Regions from separate parts of the Mus musculus genome. Here region 1 is linked to region 2. The links are chromatin loops, found by intact Hi-C in ENCODE. Cell type or tissue: left cerebral cortex. All regions are shown on one strand.

Region 1 (5,000 bases), 1.5 Mb before region 2:
TTCAGGAAATTGTGTCATTTAATTCTATTTAGATCAGGCTTTACTGAATCGATTTGTACATTTACCAGGCAAGTGAGCCACAGCTACATGCTTACATTTCTGTTAGCAGAATCTCATGGTGAGATGGATGGGAGGTCTTATTTGTACACAAGTAAGGAAAAAAAAAAAAAGTTGTGTTCAGCCTGGCTGTGGCTGGCAGGCGTGAGGTAAGGACAGGTCCATGAAAAGCCTGAAAAGGACTCACAGGGAGCCAAAGTGTGACAGGGGATGCGAAAGGAGCAGGCACATAAGAGTCATGGAACAGCCCGTTAGACAAGCTTTAATACTCCCTCTGCACAGGGGTTTCCGACCTTCCCAATGCTGTGACCTTTTGATACAGTTCCTCCTATTTTGATGATCCCCAACTTAAAAAGTATTTTGTTGCCACGTTATAACTGTAATTTTGATACTGTTATAAATTGTAATGTAAATATCCAATATGCAGGTTATCTGGGGTGGCTACTCATAGAACCAATGCCCCAGCAACTCATCAAAATACTGTTCACCTGTGGTGACTCGTTTCGCTTTTCAAGTCCCATGAGCCCACAGATGATCCATGCGTCTCACACAGTCTTTAGGGTAGAAACAATACCACCTTTGGGGGAGGATTTTCTGTGATGTCATTGTTTCCGGCTCCCTCCTTTGCATGCGAGTCCTCCAAGTTTCCCTATCACTTTTCCATAGCATTTCTTTTGAAGGTGGATGTCAAATTATGTGAAATTCAGAACCCACAAAACTTTAGCCTGTCACTAGGTACCGATTATCTTGGGCTGTACCTATGATCCCATCAGGAGACAGAGTAATTTGAACAGGAAATAGTTGGTAGAGTGAGTTTTTAAAAACTAGAATGAGAATGAATGGGAGTTGGAAAGTGAGAAGTGAACGGAAATCCAAAGGCTACAAAAATAGCCAGCGCAGGGTGCAGGCACTGAGCGAAAACCCCAGTGAGGGACAAACGTGGGAACTGTATCCTCCCATTCCCTTCCTTCCCCCCTCCCCCTGTAAGGTAGAGAGCCATGTTTCACTGGAGAGGGATGGCTGTCGCAGCTCTTGGCAGAGTGGGGAAGCCTCACCAAGTGTGAAGCCCTCCCAAAGGGCCCCTTGGAAGCTGTATATGAGCAGATGCCAAGCCAATGGCACTTTACAGAGAGACGTCTGTGCAGCGCGGAGGGAAGCTATATATGGGGAATATCATTCTCTGCCAGCCATTGAGCACCGCAGAAGTCAGGTTCATGGGAAGTTGCCCACATTGCAGCATCTGTGAAGGAGGCAGCAGATGCAGGTGCCTGCCCAAAGAAGAGTACCATGGAAACAAGAGGCACAACTTCCTCCTACTGGGTCCTCCCTGTATCCTCTATCTGCAGAGTATCCTCTACCTGCAAATCTTAGATAATATAAGCCATCCAAGCTACAAACAAGAAATAGAAGATCGAGCTTCACTATGGCCAAGAATAATAGCTAAAAGGCGATGCACTGATAATTGGTGTACTGCCTGGTTTTGTGTCAACATGACACAAGCTAGAGTCATCAAATAGGAAGGAGCCTCACTTAAGGAAATGCCTCCAAGAGATCCAGCCATAGGGCATTTTCTCCATTAGTGATCAATGGGGGAGGGTCCAGCCCAGTGGGTGGTGCCATCCCTGGGCTGGTAGTCCTGGGTTCTGTAAGAAAGCAGGCTGAGCAAGCCAGGAAGCAGCACTCCTCCATGGCCCCTGCATCAGCTCCTGCCTCCAGGATCCTGTCCTGTTTGAGATCCTGTCCTGACTTAGTTCGGTGATGATGTGGAAGTATAAACTGAATAAACTCCTTCCCGACTTGTTTTTTGATCATGGTGTTTTGTTGTAGCAACAGAAACCCTAACCAAGACAAGGGGTATGCGTAGTTTCTGCATGCAAGACATATTTGTGATCACATTCAAATCTCACAAAACCCCTTCTATTTTAAGTAATTGAAGTAATTGCTATCAGCATGAGACACTGATCAGAAGTTGAGAGACTGCTCAGTGTTTGGAATCAGCTGCTATTTGAATCGATTGTGAGGAAGGCCCATATGGGATGCTTTCTAGGAGACTGTCTGAGAAGGTCTCCTAGTCTACAGAGGACTAGGCGGCGGTTGGATGCCTTGCCAATGTTTTCACTTTCCGGAAATCAGTAATCACCCGCCATCTTATTAACAGAGCTTTCTACTTGGCATCAAGTCTGGAAAACAGAGCCTATACAATAAGATTGTGGATGTTAGGAATTTAATTAAAACATTCTAATTCTGTTAGGAATTTAATAAAAAAAACAATCTAATTTTGGTGGGTTTTAGCCTTTAAACTGTATCCATCAGGCTGTTATAACTGGGATTTTTGTTTTTTGTTTGTTTTAAATATTTTCTTTATTTACATTTCAAATGCTATCCCCTTTTCTGGTTTCCCCTCCAAAAACCCCATATGCCCTCCCCTTCCCCCTTCTCACCAACCCACCCACACCCACTTCCCTGGCCCAGGCATTCCCCTACACTGGGGCATCGAGCCTTCACAGGACCAAGGGCCTCTCCTCCCATTGATGACTGTCAAGGCCATCCTCTGCTACATATGCAGCTGGATATGCTATGTATGGCCATGGGTCCCTCCATGTGTATTCTTTGGTTGGTGATAACCTTTTTTTCCCCTGAGGATTTAGCCATCCACCAGCCTGATGGTTTTGGACTTGTCCTTTCCATCAGGGTGTGTGGAGGATGCATGGATGGGAAGACACAATTTTGAAACAAGTTGCATCTCTCTGTAAAAATTAATTTAATTAAAAAATTTATTTTTTATTTATTCATAGAGGGGCATGTTGACTGCTATTTCTCCGATTTCCACTAGATGACACTGTTGTTTCAATTTCATTGCTTTCCTTGGCATGGCCCTCTTAGAGCACCACATTATGAAGAAATTATAGAGCTGACCATTCTTCCAGGGAAAAGAGCTGCAGAATAAGAAAATGCTCCAATTTAGCAATGCCTTCAGGAGCTACCTCAGCCTTCTGTTTGTAACGGCCTTAAAACAAGTCTGTGTGTTGATGTTAAGAAAATACTTCACACTGACTCTATGTTTTGTTTTTTTCAATTGCTGTTTAAAATCTTCATTCTCTGTTCTCAAAGGAGCTGAAGCAGATCAGGCCATCTTCTTACATATAAAGGCTTCCTCCAAACACAAGACTAACAGGGATGTCTGCGTGAATATATTTTTACCCTACTCATTCTCTCTTAATCTCCCCCCCAACCCTTAATCTATCCCCAAAGTCCTCATGTCTTTGCTTGTTTGTTTAATCATCGATTGTTACCAGAATTGTCTGTGTGGCACTGAGTTTGGAACTATCAGCTGGGTTCACTATCGTGAATACAACTGAAGACACTGCCTGTCCCTGTCTCAGAAGCCACCAGTGGCCAGTAGTTCAGCAAGGAGGCATAGGGACCTATGAGCCCCTTTTAAGCCATGATTCAATGTTGACAGTCCCAGTGATGTGCCGGGCCAGTGCAGGAAACCATAGCTACTTCAAGGTCATGTTTGAAGTGGCTGTGTCATGCCCTGAACATAGAATTTTCCAGGCCTTCTCCCTAACTTCCAATTCATGTATTCTGTCTGTCCTTCACCCCCTTCCATGATAGTCTCTGAGACTTAAAGGGAGTCATATAAGCATCGTGTGTAGGGCTCAGAATTCAGCCACCATGTACTGTCAGGACCTTGAACAGCTATGAGTTTCCACATTCTCTGTCATTCACACCAAAGTGAAGTTTCTCTGATTAAGGATAAGTGCATGAGTATACACATCAATACTTAGAAGGCTGTTTGATGCCATGGCAATTTAGCTAAATAAAATAGTAAGTTTGTTTCTAAGACAGATCTTCCTAGCTATGGGTTCTTGATGGGTTTACAGCACTAGGGCATTTTCCCTTCCTCAGAATTGGGCCTTAAATAGAAAGTGAGAACACTGGTCACCACATAAAAGACATATACTAGTTGGCATGTCTTGCCTAGCAGGTTGGGATTGTAGTTCTTAGGATTTACAGCTGCACCAGACCACAGTGCCTATGTGCCAAGCAGGCTGCATGGCACTATCTGACACTAAGAAAGTTAGCTCTCTATGAGGGGGTTTAAACTCTGAAAGTACTAGAAGGCAAAGTGAAGAATACACAGACGATACACAGATGGGTAATGACTTCCTAAATACGACTCTGGAAATTCAGGAGATGGGCTCAACAATGGACAAATGGTAGGACTTCCTGAGGGCAGGAAGTTTCTGAATGGTGAAGGAAACTGCTCACTGAACGGAAGGTCAGCCCACAGAATGGGAGAACATCTTAGCCAGCTCTACATCAGACAGAGGATTGCTTTCTAGAGTATACAAAGAACTAAAAATTGTACACATCAATAAACTAAATAACCCAGTTGAAAACTGGGACTGGAACTGAATCGTGTTCTCAAAACAATATTAAAAGCTAATAAACACTTTGAAAGTGTTCAAGATCATTAGCCACCAGAGAAATTCAAACTAAAATGACTCTGAGATTCCAGCTCATCCGAATCAGAATTGCTATCATCAAAAAATTAAATGATAGCAGGTGCTGGCCAGGTTGTAAAGAAAGCGGGGTGGGGGTGTCCCATTTTCACCCTTGGTGGGTCTCCAGACTGGTGAAGCCACTATGAAAGTCAGTGTGGAGGTTTAACTCAGCTATACCACTCCTGCACATACACCTGAAGTGCTCCATATCCTAGCACAGAGATGTAAACCTGCCCATGTTCATCATGGTAGATAGGGCCTGGAATCTACTTAGATACCCTTCGATTGATGAATTATAATGAAAATGGGGGACATATACAGTGGAATTTTGCTCAGCTGTAAAGACAAAATTATGAAATCTACAGGTAAATGGACAGAACTGCAGAAAAATTATACTTGGTGAGGTAAATCAGGCCCAGAAAGACTTGCATG
Region 2 (5,000 bases):
GGCTACACTGAAATCTATATCTTCCTCTGGTCAAGTCCTGGTATTACAGGTGTGCACCATGACAGACGATTGAGATACCTGCTCTTTTACCATAAATTTGGTCATTGCAAATGAGAGGGAGGGAGAGAGAGAGAGAGAAAGAGAGAGACAGACAGACAGAGACAGACAGACAGACAGACAGACAGACAGACAGAGAGAAAGAGAACGAGCTATGTTCCATATAAGTATTTGAGAGAAGAACAACTACAATGGGAAGCCAATCAAAACTCTCACTATATCTATGAAGATGCTGGGAACGGTGCGTGCAGTAATAACTCCAAAAGGCCTACCAGTAGGGACGTTCCATGGACTATAATTTTGTCCTGATCTACATCTACCCCCACTCCCAGTTTTCGCATGCACAGAGGAGTCTCTGTGGACACAAGACAGCCAAGTAATCAAGCGTTTAGTACTTTCAAATTATTAATGACGGTTTTATCTGACCGCTGGTCTTTATAAAGTTTCTTGATTATTTACCTAAAACTAACTATTACATGTCTTGGCATAGCAAAACATCCTAATAATATGTATCTTTTACTATCTGAAAAAGGGCAATAGATGATGTATTTATCAAAATATCTACAACAACACAGTATCGTTGGTCCTCACTATATATATTCACAGCTAATTAGCTGCCTGCTCTGCTGGAATCCACTGCCCATTCTCCTGGAATCCTCTATCCATTCTCCTGGAATCCTTTGTCCATTCTCCTAGAATTCTCTATCCATTCTGCTGGAACCCACTGCCCATTCTCCTGGAATCCTCTATCCATTCTGTGGAATCCTCTATCCATTCTCCTGGAATCCTTTGTCCATTCTCCTAGAATTCTCTATCCATTCTGCTGGAATCCTCTGCCCATTCTGCTGGAATGCACGGGATATTCGGGGGAAGCCGTTGTCTCTAAGTTTCCATTCACCTAAATAAGCGCCCTTTATCAGATGGGAGTCTCCAGTTAGAAGTAAAGGCAACTAAGTGACTCAGACTGCCATAAACCAAGGAACATGGGGACTCTAGAAGCGGATAGGGTGTAAAAGAAGATAAAGCAGAAGCAGAACCCCTGACTCAGAGCAACAGGCCAGGTGCAGCGGAAGGACTTAGCAGGCAGCTCTGACCCAGAGGAGCCCAGCCCAACACTGGCCCTCACACTCAGCGTAAGGGAAGACAGGTCCTTATGATGGACTTCAGACTGGGCTGTATCTAGCCCTGGGCTAAGGAGGAAGGGCCTGGGTGTTGACAGGACTAAGGCTATTTCAGAAGGAGAGGAAGAGGGAAGAAACGGAGTTGTGGTTTCCTGAAAGACAAGGAGGCTTTAGTGGCAAAGCCGTGGAGAGCACTCGTCGCAGGCTGGCCACCTTCAGTTTTCTCTTCTGTTCAAAGGGGGAAAGAAACTGTCAGAGTTAGGAACCTTGAATGATTTCCCTGGGAGGCTGTAGTTTCTCATCTTTCTGATGATACCAAGATGTACTTTTAACAGTAGCTAGAGAAAGTGACTTTCTCGAGTGCTACCCTGTTATTCAATAGCCAGAACCCAAGGATGCTAAGGCAGAAAACACACAGAGCCTTTCCCACGGAGTGCCCAACGTTTCATTCTAACCACCGCATCCCTCTATCCTCATCGGACATTGAATCACATAATCAAAAATAACCTGTCTATATGGAAAACACACGTTGTGTTGATACTAAAAATGGGCAGAGGACAGCAGAGCTTCCTGGGAGATGCCCAGAGTGTGTGGCCAGAAGCTTGCGTTCTGTTGTACATCTGCCTTTGAACTCCTGCATCACTGTATTTGTCTCACGTCAATCGAAGAATGTCAGGCCCAAACTGTTGCAGTTTTAGCAAGGTGCTTAGGAAATCCTACTCCTCACTGGGGCATCCTGAAGGAAAACGCTTTATAAGCCTAGGTCTTTAGTAACCATCCCATTTGGTCTTCGTTATAAAAGGTTCCTTCCTACCGCCCTGGTGATTCGTTGGCGTGCCTAGTACTCATCACAGACCCTGACGAGGCTACAGTTTGCTTCAGGTGTCTCCGAAACAATGTAGAATCCTGAGCCTATAGGGAGGTTTAAGGTGTGGTTCAATACAATCAGTACATATATGTTCTAGAAAGGGTTTGTGCCACAGCTGGATGAAAAGGGAACTTGTAGGGAGTGATGCAGAATTTGCTTCAGTTTGCCCAGAAGAGCAGTGCTCTGTGTCCTTGTCACTGTGTGGACACTGGAACTGCTCTCCTGAGCTACAAAAATACGGAGAACATTTATATATCAGAATATCTACTTAACAGTCTGAAAAAAAAAAAAAAGCCATGACTTTATTCACCCATAGGGTGATGTTAATATTCTTGCAAAATCCCTTTATTTCCATAGGTTTTGCCCATTCCTCTAATCATTTCCTTAAACATCTGTAAAGAAAAATACTACTTTATGTGGGAATGCAAGAGACAAGCAAACTCACTCCTGTTATTTTTCACTTTTAGACCTGAATTATTTTGTGAAGTTTACAAAGCCCTGTAGCTTAACTTAAGAGTGGACTGATGTCCTTCGGTGGAAGTAATTTACAGTAATCTTCCCCAACCTGCATGGTATTTATTTGTGAAAGACAAGGAAGTATGGAATTACCATGGAGAACAGAAACAAAGGCCGGAGGAAACCATGTTCAGAACAGAAGAGAGTTGCTGCCACCTAGAGGTGGAAGTGGGTGTCGCTGAGAGCTGTAAATGGTTGATGTCATACAATCCTAAAACCAAAATGCAATCTAGGGACATCATCTCCACCTCTAAACAGGAATGGACTCATTTGGCCTTCTAGCCTCCATTAAAACTGGGCCTTGAATGCTCAATAAGATTGTAGTGGCTCGGGGTTTTTGTTTTTGTGTGTTTCATTTTTGTTCTCTTCAGCCTTATTTCTTTCTGTTCCTGCAGTTAGTTCTAACTCTCTGAAAGTCTTCGTCCTCCACAGCACATTTGTGAGCCATTTGCAAGCTAGTGGGTAATGTCTTTTCCATACTCTGGGCTACCTTTTTTCCAATGTTATCCTAAAATTTCCACTAGGGATGCCCCACTTCTCATCAAATTGTGTGGCTCGTGCAATTTTACTTTTTTCCTAAAACAGGGCAGGAGGCAGGGGCAAGCTATGTGGTTGGAGTCCTGGGAAGACGGGCAAGAGGAGAGGACCCTGAGCCTCACCTGAATCATGTAAAAACCTGGTAACTGCCTATAATCCTAGCATTTTGGAGAAAGATGCAATTGCATCCAAGAGCATACCAGATGCCTGGATTGACCCCGGAGCTACATGTTTCTTGCCTCCTCCTCCTTCCGCATGCCCTCACCATCCCTAGCTGGATGCACTCCTTTAAGCTCCTCACTGGCATCCCTCAATAGAGGGTCTTTCACCATGCCTAGTGATCACTGCCAAAGGCCAGTGGAATTACTCCTGGGTTCCTAGCTTAGCTGTTTTGGCAAGAATTTGGAAGTCCAGAGTCCTTACCATTGCACACGAGTCCTTTCCCAGATGTTTGAAGCCCTGCGCATCATGCACAGAGCCCTTACCATTGCACACGAGTCCTTTCCCAGATGTTTGAGGCCCTGCGCATCATGCACAAGCACTTGCCCATTTTCCTTCCTGTGAACTTTCTCATCTTCCTGGACCCTAAATTTCAGCCACATTCAGTAGCGGAACATGCCACAGCAGGCTCCGGCCACACTGATCACTAAAGCCACTATATCCGTTTCGGTACTTTCGCCTTGTTAGTGGGAAGCTCAGGAAGTTTTGAAAGATTTGTCCAAGTTTGCAGAACAAATCAAACTCAGGATCAGCACATCTTTCTTCTAACTATGGTGATTTTTTTTTTTCTTTCCATTTTTTGGTGACCATTTCCCATCTCTTGAAGCATACTTCAAGAAGAGCAGAAGAGCTCAGATCTGGGGAGCAGGGAGGGGTTGCCTCCTGTTAACCATCTCTAAACGTCAAACCATCGTCTCTGTTTCTTGCCTGTTTGTAACTACTGTGCTGGACAAAACCTTTGAAGTGTGTGTGTGTGTGTGTGTGTGTGTGTGTGTGTGTGTGTGTGTGTGTGAAACAGACGTGTAGTTCTGAAGCTCACGCGCAACACCTGCTCTGTCGCTCCCTAATTAAGAGATGCAGAGACAACATTGAGTCCTTCCTGCTCTTGCCTATTTAATTTATAGGGATAATCCGATGCTGAACGAAGGGGACTTTGTAGGAGAGGACTTCATAAGCCTTATGAGGCAAGTCGGTAAAACATGGCTCTGCGGCATTGTCTTTTTCATTTTTTTTTCTCTTAAGTAAACCTTCTTTATAATGCTTTAACAATACAAACTTTGCCACATTTCTCTTTGTTCCTCATTTCCACGAGCCACATACTATCTCGAGATGTTCTAACTGCACTCCTCGCCTCCACCTGCCTTTGGAGACCATCCTTTCTCCACTGGATCCGGGGTTTCCTCAGTGGGCTTGCGAGGGAGCTCTATCTCTCTGCTTTTGCTCTGCCAGCCAGTTCTCCATGGCAGAGGGAAAACCGGCTTGATTAATACAAGCTTGCTTTTCCTATCTCCTTGTGATTGTAATTAGTCTGACGCAGAAGGTTCTCCCACTGAATGAGTGTTGTGTGGCTTTAAAAAAACAAAGCAAAACAAAACAAAACAAATCTGTGTCCTTTGAGTATATTCATTGAACGGGTTTATTTGTGGCTTATATTAATGGATTTGAAAATTGACCTTGTAGTTGTTACTGTGATGCCTTTCCAAAGCACAAATAACCCTCAGACATTGCAACTCTGGATGTGAAACATAACTTCAGTGCTGGATCCAAGGTTTAATAGGAATAATGTGCATGCCATTTTAGCTTGAACAGGCGCTTAGATAACTTTGCTCTTTAGTCTATTAGCTTATTCAACAGCTACAGAATTTTAAACAGCACCGAGAAGAGTGTCAATCTTTGGGGTA

The links. Peaks named below come from ENCODE experiments on the same cell type or tissue, not always from the same donor. Only the 100,000 strongest peaks of a DNase experiment are listed, where the experiment ranks them.
Region 1: a loop joins it to region 2, with 6 times the contacts of the local background. A loop is called at or near these places in 11 of 42 quality-filtered maps.

What each region holds. Positions count from the first base shown.
Region 1 is chr14:101,426,944-101,431,943 of GRCm38, reverse strand. No RefSeq gene overlaps it. Among named protein-coding and RNA genes, the nearest start is that of Tbc1d4, 180 kb to the left of the region's middle. In left cerebral cortex, a CTCF peak has its summit at 2,878 (motif pointing right); DNase peaks (open chromatin) are centred at 1,165 and 2,944.
Region 2 is chr14:99,929,804-99,934,803 of GRCm38, reverse strand. All of the region lies in intron 5 of Klf12 (Kruppel-like factor 12), which reads left to right. Among named protein-coding and RNA genes, the nearest start is that of Gm22970, 160 kb to the right of the region's middle. In left cerebral cortex, a CTCF peak has its summit at 2,731 (motif pointing left); a DNase peak (open chromatin) is centred at 2,717.